Linked DNA regions of Homo sapiens: region 1 is linked to region 2. A link is a loop called in an ENCODE intact Hi-C map of the cell type or tissue named here. Cell type or tissue: IMR-90. All regions are shown on one strand. Links, peaks and the distances in the headings refer to the core of each region. The heading gives the core; the rest is flanking DNA.

Evidence for each region. A loop is a pair of places that touch in the nucleus more often than their neighbours do. Peaks named below come from ENCODE experiments on the same cell type or tissue, not always from the same donor. Only the 100,000 strongest peaks of a DNase experiment are listed, where the experiment ranks them.
Region 1: a loop joins it to region 2, with 3 times the contacts of the local background. A loop is called at or near these places in 5 of 110 quality-filtered maps.

The regions. Positions count from the first base shown.
Region 1 is chr4:137,517,067-137,522,414 of GRCh38, reverse strand. PCDH18 (protocadherin 18) reads left to right here. Exons shown (of 4, transcript NM_019035.5): 4 at 719-3,497. The coding sequence ends at 1,386. Among named protein-coding and RNA genes, the nearest start is that of PCDH18, 13 kb to the left of the region's middle. In IMR-90, for the core only: no CTCF peak of the experiment used is centred there; a DNase peak (open chromatin) is centred at 2,814.
Region 2 is chr4:137,367,909-137,373,256 of GRCh38, reverse strand. No RefSeq gene overlaps it. Among named protein-coding and RNA genes, the nearest start is that of LINC02511, 160 kb to the right of the region's middle. In IMR-90, for the core only: no CTCF peak of the experiment used is centred there; a DNase peak (open chromatin) is centred at 2,836; H3K27ac peaks cover 1,254 bases.

The DNA of each region.
Region 1 (5,348 bases), core at 1,526-4,025, 150 kb before region 2:
TTCCCATAAGAGCATTAGAACATCTGTAAGACCTAAGGAATGGATTTTTCATATTCTTCATCTTTTGATGACATTTTTCACATATTTGAATATAAATATATTTTGAATCTTTAAAAGAAAACTTCTTAACAGGGTAATTGCAGATGGCCATCCAGTAGCTGAGGATACTTTTCACTGCTGTGTTAAGTAACAAGTCAATAAATAATTTGTAATATCTTTAAGAGAGATTAATAAGTATAATTACCTTATAGCTTATTATATTCTCATTGCTTCCATTAAAACTAAAGTAATATTGAGAAAGTTACACAAAGGTATGTATTACACAAGAATTAATGGGTGGCATTCTAAAGTTATAGGTTTCACCTTACAAGTCTGTTCTTTAGAATTTATGTTCAGCACTTATTTCATCACTCACACCTAGTTCTTCCCACGTATACTTTATCAACCCATCTTATCATTATTCAAGTAGCAGAATATTCTTACCTGATCAATAAGGAAAAAAAAGCACACCAGAAGATAACACTTATGGAGGTCTATAAAACCAGTGTTCAAATTAAAGCCATAATTGTAGTCCAGCTTTTGTGTATAATAATAGGTTGGCATCATGGAAATAGTTTAAAATTGTCTCATTCTATTTTTATTATAAAATTGCATTTTTGCATCATTTTGAATCGTGCTAAGTATAATAATGAATCCCCACTGTTTTTCTTGAGTGCAGCTATGAGACTCTGCACGGAGGAGTGCAGGGTCCTGGGACACTCTGACCAGTGCTGGATGCCACCACTGCCCTCACCGTCTTCTGATTATAGGAGTAACATGTTCATTCCAGGGGAAGAATTCCCAACGCAACCCCAGCAGCAGCATCCACATCAGAGTCTTGAGGATGACGCTCAGCCTGCAGATTCCGGTGAAAAGAAGAAGAGTTTTTCCACCTTTGGAAAGGACTCCCCAAACGATGAGGACACTGGGGATACCAGCACATCATCTCTGCTCTCGGAAATGAGCAGTGTGTTCCAGCGTCTCTTACCGCCTTCCCTGGACACCTATTCTGAATGCAGTGAGGTGGATCGGTCCAACTCCCTGGAGCGCAGGAAGGGACCCTTGCCAGCCAAAACTGTGGGTTACCCACAGGGGGTAGCGGCATGGGCAGCCAGTACGCATTTTCAAAATCCCACCACCAACTGTGGGCCGCCACTTGGAACTCACTCCAGTGTGCAGCCTTCTTCAAAATGGCTGCCAGCCATGGAGGAGATCCCTGAAAATTATGAGGAAGATGATTTTGACAATGTGCTCAACCACCTCAATGATGGGAAACACGAACTCATGGATGCCAGTGAACTGGTGGCAGAGATTAACAAACTGCTTCAAGATGTCCGCCAGAGCTAGGAGATTTTAGCGAAGCATTTTTGTTTCCATGTATATGGAAATAGGGAACAACAACAACAACAAAAAACCCTGAAAGAACTGGCATTGCCAAATAGTTGCATTTATCATAAATGTGTCTGTGTATATTGAATATTAAATACTGTATTTTCGTATGTACACAATGCAAGTGTGATTATTTTAATCTGTATTTTAAAAATACATTTGTACCTTATATTTATGTGTAATTTAACAAACAAATTTTATTTTTTTACTCCCATGACAGACATGTTTTTCCTAGTCGTGTAGAAACTAGCCACTGTTCAAATCTGATACACTATTCAACCACAAAGTGTAAAGGCACTGCTTAGATTAGTTTTGTTGGGGAAGAATTATTATGTTGTATGAACAACCCCACTGAAGCATTATACAATTCTTAATTCCATTAAGTGATCCCACTTTTTTTCAATAACTTTTTAGAAATTAAGAATCATTAAAATTGTTAAGCTATTTTATTGTTATTTTCTCTACTTTCTACTAGCCCCAATAGTTGAACTCTTATAGGAAAATCGAAAGATAAAGTGAAAGTTTATTTCAGGACTGAGAAATATCTTGAAGGTTATTTATTAGATGACTATCTCAAATGAACTTTTTATAGACAATGATGAAAACAGAATTAAAGTCAATGTTTCCTGACTCCCAGGCCCCTACTATTCCAGGCCATCACACTGGCCTGTTCCGGAGAATATTTCTCTCACAATATTATTATCTACTTATAATTATGGTAAACAATAAATTTTATTCCATCCTTGTAGTATGAAACATGCTCCAAGGAAATGGAATCTGTCCTTTAAATGGATAACAGTATGTGTTCTAATGGCATAAAATATTACTGGATAAAAACAGTTGTGTCAGTGTCTCTCCTAAGGTAGTAAATATAATTGACTTATTCTGAACCCATTCTATTTTGAATCTCCCCTTTCCTCTCACAATACTTGAACATTTTAATCTTTTGGAATATTGTCTTTCTTTGTTATAACTATTCATTTTTAGCTTTTGTCTCCAGTGCATGATCTCATATTTTTGCTTTTATTTTTAGTATAAGAACATTTATAAAATCATATTTTTGTTACTGCAATTGTTTTATTTGTTGTGTGGCAAATGAGAAATCCTTTATTTATTGTGCTGTGATCTCTCTGTGTGGAATGCCTTGGTGAGAGAGATGCTTATTATGACTATTATCATTTCTGACCAAGCTTCTATTAATGTTATTTCTAATAATACACTATCTTGATTGTACTCTCCAGAAAATTTTTCTGTCAGTGAAAATAAAAGAAAAATTAAAGTAAAGCTAAGGAACTGTCTATAAGTCAGAGTCCTGTTCCTACATATTTGTTCAAAAGCTTGGCATGCAGCAGGCCCTTCCTGAGCGGGTGATTCAGTGTTGAGTTTCAAATAATAAACAGGCAGCATTCAGTTGGCTGGGCGAACAAGAAAAACACAATGGAAAAGGAATGAGTTTGAGACTTGTAATGGGAATGAAAGTAGTAAGCCATATTCCAGCTAAATAAGTTAAATGCATTTGGGGAATAAAGAAAAAAGAGTAAGCAAGCAATAATTGCTTGAATATTTTTCAAATTACAACAAAAAAAAATACTTTCTTAGGACATTTTGTATTAAATTGTGCAGGATAAAAAGGTATCCTTACAATGTTTCCAGGAGGCAAGAATATTATCGTCCCTGGCTTGCTAGTCAGGAATTGAAACACTGGGAAAGTTAAGTAACTGAAAAGTGACTAAAATTCAGATATTTGAATTCTCAAATGAGTACCACATTAAATAGAATATATTACCTCTTTCAACAGGCACATTTTCCTTTATAGGAGAGATTGCAATTACAAGTGAAATTTCAGTATATTTTTCAGTAGATTACACACACAAACGCTAACCATATTTAAATGCATTCTGCCTTTCAACTTCACTTCCTTTCAGTATATATTACCATTAAGAAAAAGACTTTTATATCCTCACTGTTCTTAATTTAAAGCACCAGCAGTAATATGGGAAGCTATGCTGAAAACCGCTATTTTGAATAATGTGAAATAAATAAAATGCAATATTTCATTCAACACAAAACTTTTGTATATTGTCCATATTCCAAGAATTTCATGTCTCAAATTCCCTTGTTTCTCCAGCCTTCTCCATTTATTATTGCTTCCCATGTCCACAGATTAAGAGAATATAAGTGCAAGATTTCAGCTTTTTGCTTCTGTTCCTTTCACCAAGTAACATCCTTTTAGTGAAAGCTGGGATGTCTGATGCTATCATAGCAACCTAATCTCTCATCAAGTTTGTATCACCTCTTTTTTGATACCCTACCCTTCCTCAGATTGAAACAACAAAAAAGCACTTAAACATTCTTTCCTCCACTTATTATTTTTAATCCCTTTAGTTCTACTGGATTATTTGAAATGTTCTTCAATGATAATCATATATTAAGGAAATTATCTTCAAAAAATGTAACTCAAAACTGAATCTATTGCTTAACAAATCCTCCTTAAATGCTTGTTTATAGAAAGATGAGAATTAGCTTTCTTCAAATTCTTGTAAGTTATTAACATTGTTATTAATTGCTCATTGATTTACTTATTGATCTTAGCAGATGGGGCTTATAACATTGTTAATCATTTAAATTATTGTTCTTTCTGTCACAAATATTTAAACTTGCCACTTACCAATAGATAACTATTAAGGTAAAGATGAGTGAGTTATTAAGTTATTGTCTTATTGAAGTCACTGAAGAAGTCGCATTTATGAAATTCAGCTTAGTTTTCTTGTTTCATTCTTTTGATACTGGTGATCAGAAAATATTCAAAGATCAATTTGAAACATTGACACTTTAAAATTTAAAGATTGTAGATCTATTTTAAAAATAAGCAATATTTTACTGGATTACTTGTATGGGTGAAAAATGCATTGTCTGACAGGGCAGCTTTCAACATGGCAGAAACTAATAGAACTGTCCCAAGACTGTCTTACATGTTTTGACATTTCTGTTCCATTTCAGTATATCTGGATAATGTATCATCACAAGAACGAAACAAAAAAACTAAGCTGATTTTCATAAATGTAACTTCTTCAGTGACTTCAAAAATTAAGGATATACTGAACTCTGAATAAGCAACACATGTTGCTGTTTAAAAATTAAAATCTGGGCTGGTTGTGGTGGCTCACACCTGTAATCCCAGCACTTTGGGAGGCTGAGGCGGGTAGTCAGGAGTTTGAGACCAGCCTGGCAAATATGGTGAAACCCCATCTCTACTAAAAGTACAAAAATTAGCCATGCATGGTGGTGCACGCCTGTAGTCCCAGCTACTCGGGGGACTGAGGCAGAAGAATCACTTGAACCCAGGAGGCAGAGGTTGCAGGGAGCCGAGATTGCACCACTACACTTCAGCCTGGGTGACAGAGCAAGACTCTGTCTCAAGAATAAAATAAAATAAAATAAAATAAAATAAAATAAAATAAAATAAAATAAAATAAAATAAAATAAAATAAAATAAATCTGCAGAGTGTGGTGGCTCAGGCCTGTAATCCCAGCACTTTGGGAGGCCTAGGTGGGTGGATCACTTGAGGCCAGGAGTTAGAGACCAGCATGGCCAATATGGCAATACCCCATCTCTATGAAAAAAAATACAATAAATTAGCTGGGTGAGATGGTGCACACCTGTAGTCCCAGCTACCTGGGAGGCTGAAGCAGGAGAATCACTTGAATCCGGGAGGCGGAGGTTGCAGTGAGCCGAGATCGAGCCACTGCACTCCAGCCTGTGCGACAGAGCAAGATTCTTTCTCAAAAAACAAAACAAAACAAAACAAAAAAAAACAAAAAAAACACAGGCAGATCACCTGAGGTCTGAGGTCGGGAGTTCGAGACCAGCCTGGCCAACATGGTGAAACCCCATCTCCACTAAAAATACAAAAATTAGC
Region 2 (5,348 bases), core at 1,391-3,890:
TTTCCAAAACATGTTCTCAATAACACATTCTTTCCATGCATTTTGCAGGTAATTTCTCTTCCCCACCTCTATTGCTGTCAGGGTAGCAATATGATCTCATGTTCTCTTATTTTGCACAAGTCACTTTCCTTCAGTGGATTATCTAGAACTCCTACCTTAATTCAAAGAATGTGATTATAACTATGCAAGAAGATTATAAATACAATCCTTTTACTTTGTTTCAGCTGAAGTTTCTAGACAATACTGAGCTGAATAGTTTTTTTTTTTCTTTAGCAGCCTAGGAAAGAGATTTTGAGGCAGAGAGAAGGCTTGCTGAATGGGAAAAAAAATTTTTTTGAATAGAGAACTCTTGCTGTGGCCTGAATCCCATTTCTTCACCCCACCCCAACTATAAGAGGTTGCGGTGGACAGGTCCCTGCCTTTCACTTCATATAGAGGAGGGCTTCAAATGGATCAAGAGGAGAGTTTGAAATATGTCTCCTAGGACTTTATCTAGGACCAGAACTGAGGCCACACAGATAAGAAGGGAGAAGTAATCTTGCATAGGAATTCAGCACATGCTCCAAGATTTTATTGCAGAAAAAATGTGTGAGTATATGATACCCCAAATGAATTCACTTATGAAGCATAACCATAAAAGAGTCATCTTTGATTTTATCATTGGAAACCACCTGAATGGGGGAGACTATCTCAGGCCAAATAATTGATCAAATTTCCAGATACTAAAGGATAAGCAAGGAGTTGCAAATGACCAATCAGGGAAGTTATTGCATCCAGCATGAGGAAACTGCAGGCCAGATATCCTCAGAGTTAGCTAATTTCCAAAGAACTCATGAAAACTTTTTAGGAATAGAATTGTTTCATCTCAATTATGTTATTCTGTTTATGTAAGCATGGTCCTTGTAGTACCCTACAGTGAAGAGGAATTTATCTGTCTCATATGCAGTATTTTTAATACCACTTTTATTTCTGTATTTAGATTGCACAAAATATTTCTACTCAAGAATGTAATAATGTGCTGCTGATTTGCTAATGAGTAATTTACTTAGAGGACTTTCACATCCAGAAATTAGTAATGCTGAAACAGTAGAAGTGTAAGTGAAGTAAGTACCTTCCATTCCTTTCCCATTTTCTTTCTTGTGTCCTTTCTCTTAAATACATCAACTTTAAGAAGTCAAACCCTGAATTTACAAAATAGGGAAAGGAGCAGTCAACATCAGATGAGGCAACAGAGAATTATTCCACCATATCTTTCTCCTTTTAAACTTATTCTATTGGTTGATATTCCATTCTTTTCTTTATATACGTATAGTCGTTGTAGCACAAACTTTGAGTAAAGAGAAGTCTCTCTAATTGGTTATTATCTTATGATCTGTTTTCTCTCGATTTGAGTTTTACAAAATTCTATACACAAGCAGATGTAACAATGCTAATATTCCTAATGATGAATTTGCCTTTACTTTTTTTTTTGAGAGAAGGAGTTTCGCTCTTGTTGTACAGGCTGGAGTGCAATGGCATGATCTCAGCTCACTGCGACCTCCTGGGTTCAAGCAATTCTTCTGCCTCAGTTTCCCAAGTAGCTAGGATTACAGAAGCCCACCACCACACCTGGCTAATTTTAAAATATTTTTAGTAGAGATGGTGTTTCACCGTGTTGGCCAGGCTGGTCTTGAACTCCTGACCTCAGGTGATCTGCCCACCTCGGCCTCCCAAAGTGCTGGGATTACAAGTGTGAGCCACCACACTTGGCCTTGCCATTATGTTTTTTATAGGTTTATTAAGGTATAATCAATATAAAAACCTGCACATATTTAATGTATACAATTTGATGCATTTGTTCACACACATACACCCACAATACCATCACCACAATCTAGGTAAAACTATTACCACAAAATTTTCTTTGTAACCCTTTGCTCTGTTGTGTGTAGGTATGTGCAGTAAGAACACTTGACATGAGATCTATTCTCTTAACAAATTTAAGTGGACAACAAAGTATTAACTATAGGACTAAACTTTAGGTATAAATAACAAATTGTGTTTTTAAAAAATGTGAAAATATTGCTCTTGAAATATGTTTTCTGAATGAGTATTTACTTTTAGAAGTAGTTTAAAGCAAAGAGATTTAGGCCATATCCTACAACTTATTAAAGTATTAAAATATATGAGTAGAATAAAGATTACTAGGTACAAAAGCTATATATCATCTTGTCATTTTTTTTCAGTAAATAATAACATGTTCTTATTCATTCAGACTGAAGCCGTGTAAACACATGTTTCTACACACAAAAGGAAACCCTGAATTGTTGAATTGTTCTGGTATAAACTGGCTCAAACAGACACTTGAGGGTTTAAGAGGGAATGCCATGACCAACAAATCCAGACGCTCTATGAGCTCCACTAAATCCAACAGAAACATTGAGCTTTATACTTTTACCCTTGAGACAGTTTGAATTGAATAGCTATTTGCAGAGTTATGTGAGGGTGAGACAAAAATGAATGTACCATGTAAAATAGTGTTTCAAATAACATATTGGTTTGAAGATATTTGTTCCAATTTTTATAAGGTTTTATTTCTTTCCAACAAGTTGGTTCAGCTTGTTAAAAAGAATATTGCCTTTTAACTCTCTTCTCCTTGAGAACAACATAAACATAGTTAACCTATATGGTCACATTCTTCTGAGACTAGTAGTGAATAAAAGAGGACATTGTGTGGACAGTCAGCAATTCTTTTCCTGCTTAGTACCCCGTAAACTGTGTAATTATCTGAGGTGTTGCTATAAATCCAGTATTTACAACATGCATTCCTTAGACGGTGAAGTAATTGCACGTGTCATAGGTGAAAAAATGTTTCATTTTTTTTCTCTGAGACACTTTAAAAAAATTATTGAATGTATGCTTTGGAAGAAATGTGAGTGTAAATATTATGCAATCCAATGTATGACATTCTGGCAATACTACTTTAAACAATACATCTAACAATAGTAGCAACAGTTTGTCTTATTTCTACTGAACATAATATGACTAATGACATTACTGCTATGTTTTGGGGTTTCTTATGCTTTCAGGATAGATTATTTTAGATATTCTCACACGACCTTGCTATTCCTGGTCTCTCATGAAAAATTAAAACATTTTTATGTTTTATGTTTTATGACTTAAAACCATTCTTACCTCTTTCATTTCGTCTTGGTGCACAAGTTCAGGGTTACATAAAATTTGTTTCATTAGGAAATTGTAGAGCAGATTGAGGTTACCAATAAAATGTCTTAGAAAGTTATTGCCAAGGAACTGAATTCATTTTGTTGGTTGCTCTCTGTTTTTATAGTCTTTGCTTTTGTTCCTCGACACAAACATACACACACACACACGCACAAACACACACTTACTTATAATTCCTGAGCAATTTATAAACCAAGCCACCTTTAAGCCTCAGAAGCAAATCAGATCCATGAGGCTGTGTGCCAAGGCAACTGTGCGTCAGAATGTAACACAACATGGAGCTTCATAGTTGACCGTGGTCAAAGAACTTTAACTCCCAAAGCTCTCAGCCTTTGTTTTGCCTCAGTGTTTATCCATGTATTCATTTACAAAACTTTTTATTAAGAGCCAATGTGAACAAGAAGGAAATTCTTTCTTTCTTTTATTATTATTTTTTTTTGAGACAGTGTCTTGCTCTATCACCCAGGCTGGAGTGCGGTGGCTCGATCTCTGCTCACTGCAACTTTCACCTCCTGGGTTGAAACAATTCCCCTGCCTCAGCCTCCTGAGTAACTGGGATTACAGGCATGCACCACCATGCCCGGCTAATTTTTTGTATTTTTAGTAGAGAAGCAGTTTCACCATATTGGTCAGGCTGGTCTTGAACTCCTGGCCTCAAGTGATCTGCCAGCCTCGGCCTGCCAAAGTGCTGGGATTATAGGTGTGAGCCACTGAGCCCGGCCTACAATGGAAATAATTTCTGCCCTTGTGAGATTTACAGTCTAGTAGGGGAGACATTAAACATGAAAACCAAAACATATATATCCATAACAAAATATATGCATGTTATGAGTTTGACTGTAATGGCTTAATCAACTAGGGATTTGTTTTCTCATATTAAAAAAGTTTTGTTGTGACAGATTCTAATTTCCAAAGATGGATATACCAATATATTCTATCTTAAATGTTCTTTCCATAATTGAGAGGTAGAGCTTATGCTGTTTCCTCTTGAATAAGGTGGGGTTCAACTATTACAAAAGTAACACTATGTAACTTCCATGTCTAAATTATAAAGGAAAGAAAGCTTTTGTCTGATCCTTTTAGGAGGCTTGATCTTAGAAAACAGCTGTCCTTCGGTACAGAATCCAAGCAGCCACATGGATTGGCCATGTGTAGGATTTCCAGCCCCAACCCCAGAACAAGCTGAAGACTCAGCCAATAGTTACCATCAACCTCTATTATTTTCCCGAATGAGTTTTCAAGTGATTCTAACACTGTTTTCAAATTTCCCTGACTGACACTGAGTGAAGCAGAAATGAACTCTCTCTGATGAACCCTGGCCAAACTGCAGATTTGTGAGTAAAATTAATGTTGTCATTCAAGTCACTAAGTTTTGGGTTTGTTTGAGCAGACTTTGATATCTGTAAGTGGGATTCTGGCAAATATATATATTTAACATATATAAAAAACATTTAATTTTATGTGTTTTATATAAAACATTTAATTTTATGTATTTGTGTGTATGGCTTTGCAAACAAGTGGCAAGCGGACAAAAGGAAGCTTGACAAATCTTGAAAGAAGAGGTAATAAAAGCCAAAAAGTAAGAGATTATTAATGAAGCCCGATGGCTCTCAAAAAAACTATCAATGAGAGATTTGAGAAAAGTAGATACTGGTGGCCGGAGGAAAGGGTACACTTGTTATGTGGTATTAGAAAGTTTAGAAACTTTGTCACTTGTAGTAACATGAAAAATAGGATATCTGTTTAATGATCTAGACCACCACTTATCTCAGATGTTTCCCAGGGAAGTTTTGAAGATGCTGCTTGCTTCTTCCTGTCTATAGTAAAATAAGAAAGGAACAAGTTATGCTAAACAGATTGTTAGGTACACATGAACTAGTATTTACTGAATTAAAAAAAATACTTTCTCATTTCCTGCTTATTTAGATATAGAAAAAGAGATGCTAAAATTAAGAAATGACTTCTGAGCAAATATCAAATCCAGGGTGATGTCCATGGTATAGAGAACCAGAACAACAGTAACAATCCAGAGTGTTTCCTCTTTCTGCTTTGCCGTCTTAAGCATGTGGATTTTCTGCTCATATTCACATAATGGCTGTTCCATCTGCACATATTGCATCTTATTC